Linked DNA regions of Homo sapiens: region 2 is linked to region 1. Evidence: chromatin contacts called from ENCODE Hi-C data. All regions are on one chromosome and are shown on one strand. Each heading gives the region's core, a stretch centred on a gene start or an enhancer-like site at or near the end of the contact. The rest is flanking DNA. Distances are from core to core; before and after follow the strand shown. Region 1 holds the start of PDK3 (pyruvate dehydrogenase kinase 3). Region 2 overlaps ZFX (zinc finger protein X-linked).

Region 1 (2,755 bases), core at 159-2,658:
ACAGGCGTGAGCCACCGCACCTGGCCGAGGTCTTTTACTGTGTATGTTACTTTTCTTTACATTCAGAGTAGAGATGCAACTATTTTATTAAGCAAAGAATTGGCTGCATAAACGTCCACTGAAGGCACAAAAGCTAAATAGCTACCCACCAATAATCTCATTCAGTGAGAAAACTAGTCCAATCAGAGACCCAAGGAGTGGCTTCCAGTCACATTTGTACCTTTCCTTAAAGAACATTCTTCCTGTCCTTTTAGTTACATATGTTTATGTTTACATATTGCCAAAAAAAAAAAAAAAGCCAAGGTTTGGTGGAAATGGCTAAAGTAAGCTGTACTTTATTCACTCATAATAGGAAATAACAATTTCATATACTGAGCCCTGAGTTCAAGTTCACTTTTTTTTTTTTTTGAGAGGGGGGTCTGGGTATGTTGCCTAGGCAGATCTTGAACTTTTGGGCTCACGTGATCCTCCCACCTCCGCCTGCAGGGTCGTTGGGACTATAGGTGCATGTCACCATGCCAGGCTCTCAAGTTCACTTGAGATAAAGAATACCCAACACTGTGTAAGCATAGACTCCTGTCCAAAAGTGGTGGTGAAGCGTGAAGGGGGCTGTCCTATGGTGGTGGTGTAGAGAAGGGGTATGAAAGAAAGTGCCAGTGACCTTACATTTGATCCTTTCCAATGGTAGTAGTGGGGTGGGGGGGTATGAAACAGAGTCAGTGACCTTGCAATTATCCTGTCCACTGGCATTGGGGAGGTAGGGGGTGTTATTGACCCTTGACCTCACAATGGATCCCGTCCAACGGTGGTGGTGGGGGGACATGAAATGCAATCAGTCACTTAATCTTGTGCGGGAAGGAGGGGAAAGGAACCACGAAAAAGAGAATCAGCGAACTAACAATCCAGTCCAAAGGTGTTCCAAAGGTGTTCTCTTGGGAGTCAGGCAGGGAGGTGGGGGTGGGGCTGGGCCACGAAACAGAGTCAGTCTAGTTAGGCTGTAAAATCTAAGTGTCAGGATGCAGCGAACGGCAAGTCCTCCTCCCGGAAAAGGCGCCTGCGGTTGAGAAGGGTCTTGAGCAGCGCGGAGGATCGGATTCCGGGCTCCTGGCCTCTTCCCGGTCCGCGGGCACCTCGGCTACCTTTCGGCAGCGGAGAACCCAGCCAGAGGCGGAGCTGAAAGCGGCTGCACTTGCTGGGCTGGGCTGAGTCCCATGAGCCAGGGAGGGGGGTCTCTGGCGCCGCGCCCGGACAAAACACAAACGTCACAGAGGCAGCGGCGGCCAATCAGTGGAGGGCGCGCGCGGCCGCGTGCCCCTCGCGCTCCTCGCCTCCCCTCGCGCGCCGCGTACGTGCAGCAACCGACTCCGCCCAGCGAGGCGGAGCCTAGGGAAGCCGCGGGCGGCCCGCCGCTGTCCTGGAGCTGCTGCTGCTGCTGCGGCGGCTGCACCGGCGGCGCCGAGGCCGAGATCGAGGCCGGGGTGCGCGCTTCGCAAACGTGCCCTATCCGTGCGGCTTGGCTGCGCCAGCCCTTGCGGCCACCCGGGCGTCTAGGCGGGTCTGTGCGCCGCCCGGGCGAGGATGCGGCTGTTCCGGTGGCTGCTGAAGCAGCCGGTGCCCAAGCAGATCGAGCGCTACTCGCGCTTTTCGCCGTCGCCGCTCTCCATCAAACAATTCCTGGACTTCGGTGAGTACGGGGCCAAGGGTCCCCATGGGCCCGGGGCCGCCGCCATTCGGGCTGCCACCCCGGATCTCCGCAGCTTCGGGGTAAAGTCTGTGGGAACCGCAGGCGGGGCTAGGGAATATCCGGGGGGCTCTCCTGGGGCTCGGATTTCGGGGCGCGGAGGGGCAGGGCCTGGCCCCCTCGCACCCAGCCTGGGACTTACCCGGAGACACAGAAACGGCGTCTCATTGCAGGACCCTCATCGCAGGCGAGACTCCCCAAACCTGCGGTCGTTAGCTTCAAATCTGCTTGACACAAACCTCACAGCCCTTAAAACTTCAGAACGAGATGTGGGTGGCTTTTTAATGTTTTTATTTTTAGAATTTTTTTTTTTTGGTTGGGTAAGAACTGTTTAGAAATACCTTGAGGTTGAATAAATTATGCAATGGCATTTTGTTCCTTTTCTGCTCTAAGGTGTTGCTGTGTGGCTGGAGTGGCAGGACTCGAACTGTTGTCTTCATCAGGTTATGTTAAATCAGTTAGAGGCCTGGCCTGCAGACGCCTTAGATGCTTGGGAAGAGCGGACGTCTGGGATCCTAGCATCAGAGCAGGGTCTAATACAACTCTGGCTTTAGTGCCAGCACCTTTCGTTTCTCTTCTCCATTGGTGTCCCACCCACATTCTCCCTGTCCGGTGGGCTGGTGGGCGGCTTTCACGGATTGAGGTGGGACCAAAGAAGATTCGGGTTCCCAGCCTGCCTCAGGCCTAGCTGAGATGGGAATAGATTCCACCACCTTCTGTTAACTGAATCATGTTTCCCCAGAAAACGAAGGAGCTGGTTGTGAAACACCTAAAAGTAAAACGCATGCATTGAGGTATCAGAATGGAACTCAGCATCCCTGGAGGAAAATCAAATCCAGCAGCAAAGATGTTCTAAGCTCTCCAGGGGAAATCGTAGGGTGTCTGTTCATTTAATGAATTTTATGTAAATGTCAAGGGTGTCAGTGATAGTGTCAGTTGGGCATAAAAACTAAAGTGCAGAGTAGGTAGAACATTTGAGGAAGACCTGATATGCAAAAAGTGATGTCCATACTT
Region 2 (2,755 bases), core at 163-2,662, 300 kb before region 1:
TTAAGCATTCCTTCTACCATGTATAATAAAATTTAGTTCTCTGAGTGTGACTTAGTGAGAAGAATTAGAGTTGAGTCATAGAATTAACAGGCAGTGAGGTTTTGGGAGACCTAAAGCAGAAAAGTGATTTTTATATGCATATTAGCTGCAAAAAGCAAAGTGAATAAATAAGAATCCTGTTAACTTGCCCAAGAGGGAGATCACAGAAGTATCTAAGCATCAAAATATATAAAACAAATAAATTATATCTGTGATCCCTAATTTAAGATAGATAAAATGCCATTGCTATACCTGTTAACTTTTATTGCTTTATTATATATTTTATTTATAATTACCTTCTTCTAGGATGATATTGCTTTAAAGAATGGAAGGACATTTTTGTGAATTTCCTGGGTTCTCCTAGCCCATTATTTCCCTCAAAACTATATGTTTTTCTTTTCTTTCTTTCTTTTTTTTTTTTTTTTTTTACTTTCTGTCCTCACAGTCTGTTCCCAAAAACTATGTTTTTCCACTGTGAATTATTTTCAGGATCATGATTCTCGTAACTGGGAAGGGAATATCTTACTGAGTTTGAGGTGTTAGTAGAGTCCCAGAAATACCTTGAGGGCGTTTGATAGTAAGACTAAATGTTAGTACTTGTTCACCCAAATTCTGAGATTCTTGGTTCTCTGAACCATCCTACTTATTTGTCTTTAGGTTCAACTGATCTCTGGGCTTGGTTTGTACTACAAAGGCATGGACACCGCCAGTTACATTATCACGTACCTTCTTCCACCCTTCGTTTATCATATCTGAGAACTCCTCTGAGTAGGTTCTGTTCTGAGAACAGTTTCATTCTGATTGTCAAAGGGAGTTAGTATTCTAACTCCAGAGGGGTTACAAAGTTGAGGTATAGTCATCTCTGTTTAGAATGTTTGAATTTTTGTAATGACAAAACCGAAGGGAAAATGACCAGGCAAAACAATAGTTTGTTGAATAATTACTGCTCACTTAAGATGAGATGAGCGGGCACCCCCATGTAGGCCAGAATATCTATTAGGAAATGCACGTGATGTAAAAGGATGGGAAGAAAGCAAATCAGTCTGTTAATGGTAGCTTGGGTTAATACTGCAGAGCCTTTGAGTATTGAGGAACTGCTGAAGTGTTCAGAGCAGGGAAGTAGTATGATCAAAGCAGTGCTTCAGGAGGGTTAATTTGCCTACAGATTGCAGAAATGCCTCAATACTTGGCACCAGCCCTTACGTGTAGTTTTAGGGTTTCTAGTCATTTGTTGTGGGAGTGGCAGAAAGGAGCAAGGCCAGTCCAGAGGCTATTTTCATCCCCCAGGGATCAGGAAATATGAAGCTGAGTGGGAATGCTAACTAGGAATTAAAAAAAAAAAAAAAAGATTCTTGAGAAGTTGAGAATTGACAAGATCTGGCAATCTGACTGTGAGCAGAGAAGAAGAAAAAGGCCATAGTGGTCATATCAGGAGAAGGCTGGGTTTTATCCGGATGAGAATATTCAACAGTCTGTTGGACATGTTAGGATGATTGTAGGAATCATTGTTGTGGAAATAGTAGTTGAAACCATGGGAATAAAGAGAAAGCAGAAGAGGAGAGGGTTGAGCACACACCTGGGCTGAGCCGCAGTAAGGGGTGAGGGGAGGGTGAGCAGCCAGCAGTTAAGAAGAGGGAAGAGAACTAGAAGTCACTTAAAGCAACAGAGGAAGGAGAGCACTTCACAAATTAGGGAGTTGATTGTTTAATAGAAATGCCAAGGAGGATGAATGCCAAGAAAAGTTGTTCTGCAAGTTGAGAATCCGTAGAGCTGATGGGATTGGGTTTATGTAGGGAAATTTGTGCGGTGAGGGGCTTAAATACCTTAATGTATCCCCTTTATTGCCTTCTTAATTGGCTTGCTTTAATGTCATAGTGTTTCATAATGCTTAGAATTTTTTTTTTTTTTTTTGAGACAGAGTCTCGCTCTGTTGCCCAGGCTGGAGTGCAGTGTCGCAATCTTGGCTCACTGCAACCTCCACCTCCCGGATTCAAGTAGTTCTCCCTGCCTCAACCTCCTGAGTAGCTGGGATTACAGGCACCTACCACCACGCCTGGCTAATTTTTGTATTTTTAGTAGCAATGGGGTTGCGCCATGTTGGCCAGGCTGGTCTCGAACTCCTGACCTCAGGTGATCCACCCGTCTCAGCCTCCCAAAGTGCTGGGATTACAGATGTGAGCCACCACGTCCAGCCAATGCTTAGAAGATTAATTTACGTTTATCATTTTTAAAAGGGGGAAAAGGTATTCTATAGCCAGAGGTGGTTTTGCGGGAGTGGGGCAGTAATAACTTTTTCAGAGCATGTACACTTTCTGTTTTTCATTTGCTTTAATTTTTTTTCTTTAATTTTTTTTTTTTTTTTTTTTGAGACGGAGTGTTGCTCTATGGCCCAGGCTGGAGTGCAATGGCATGATCTTGGCTCATTGCAACCTCCGTATCCCGGGTTCAAGCGATTCTCCTGCCTCAGCCTCCTGAGTAGCTGGGATTACAGGCATGCGCCACCATACCCTGCTAATTTTTTTGTATCTTAGTAGAGGAGGGGTTTCGCCGTGTTGGCTAGGCTGGTCTCGAACGCCTGACCTCAGGTGATCTACCCACCTCGGCCTCCCACGGTGCTGGCATTACAGGCGTTAGCCACCATGCCCAGCCCATTTACTTTTATTTGAAACAGTTTGAATAAATAACATGAAACATGCTATTTCTTAAAAATGAGTAG

What was found. A loop is a pair of places that touch in the nucleus more often than their neighbours do. Pooled maps may share reads with other maps.
Region 2: a loop to region 1 is called in a pooled map, with 3 times the contacts of the local background. The contact joins the enhancer-like site here to the promoter of PDK3 in region 1. A Hi-C loop is called at or near these places in 6 of 168 maps with a recorded cell type or tissue (B cell, CD14-positive monocyte, CD4-positive, alpha-beta T cell and 2 more), 5 of 37 single-sample maps with no recorded cell type and 16 of 50 pooled maps.

Annotation. Positions count from the first base shown.
Region 1 is chrX:24,463,878-24,466,632 of GRCh38, forward strand. PDK3 (pyruvate dehydrogenase kinase 3) reads left to right here and starts at 1,409. Exons shown (of 11, transcript NM_005391.5): 1 at 1,409-1,684. The coding sequence starts at 1,579. RefSeq lists a silencer at 1,150-1,469.
Region 2 is chrX:24,168,224-24,170,978 of GRCh38, forward strand. The region is part of intron 3 of ZFX (zinc finger protein X-linked); the gene reads left to right. Among named protein-coding and RNA genes, the nearest start is that of ZFX, 20 kb to the left of the region's middle. Within about 2 kb of position 1,413, at least 3 of the 41 ENCODE cell types and tissues checked have a DNase peak (open chromatin) inside an H3K27ac peak, as active enhancers do; they include B cell, where a contact is called at or near this core.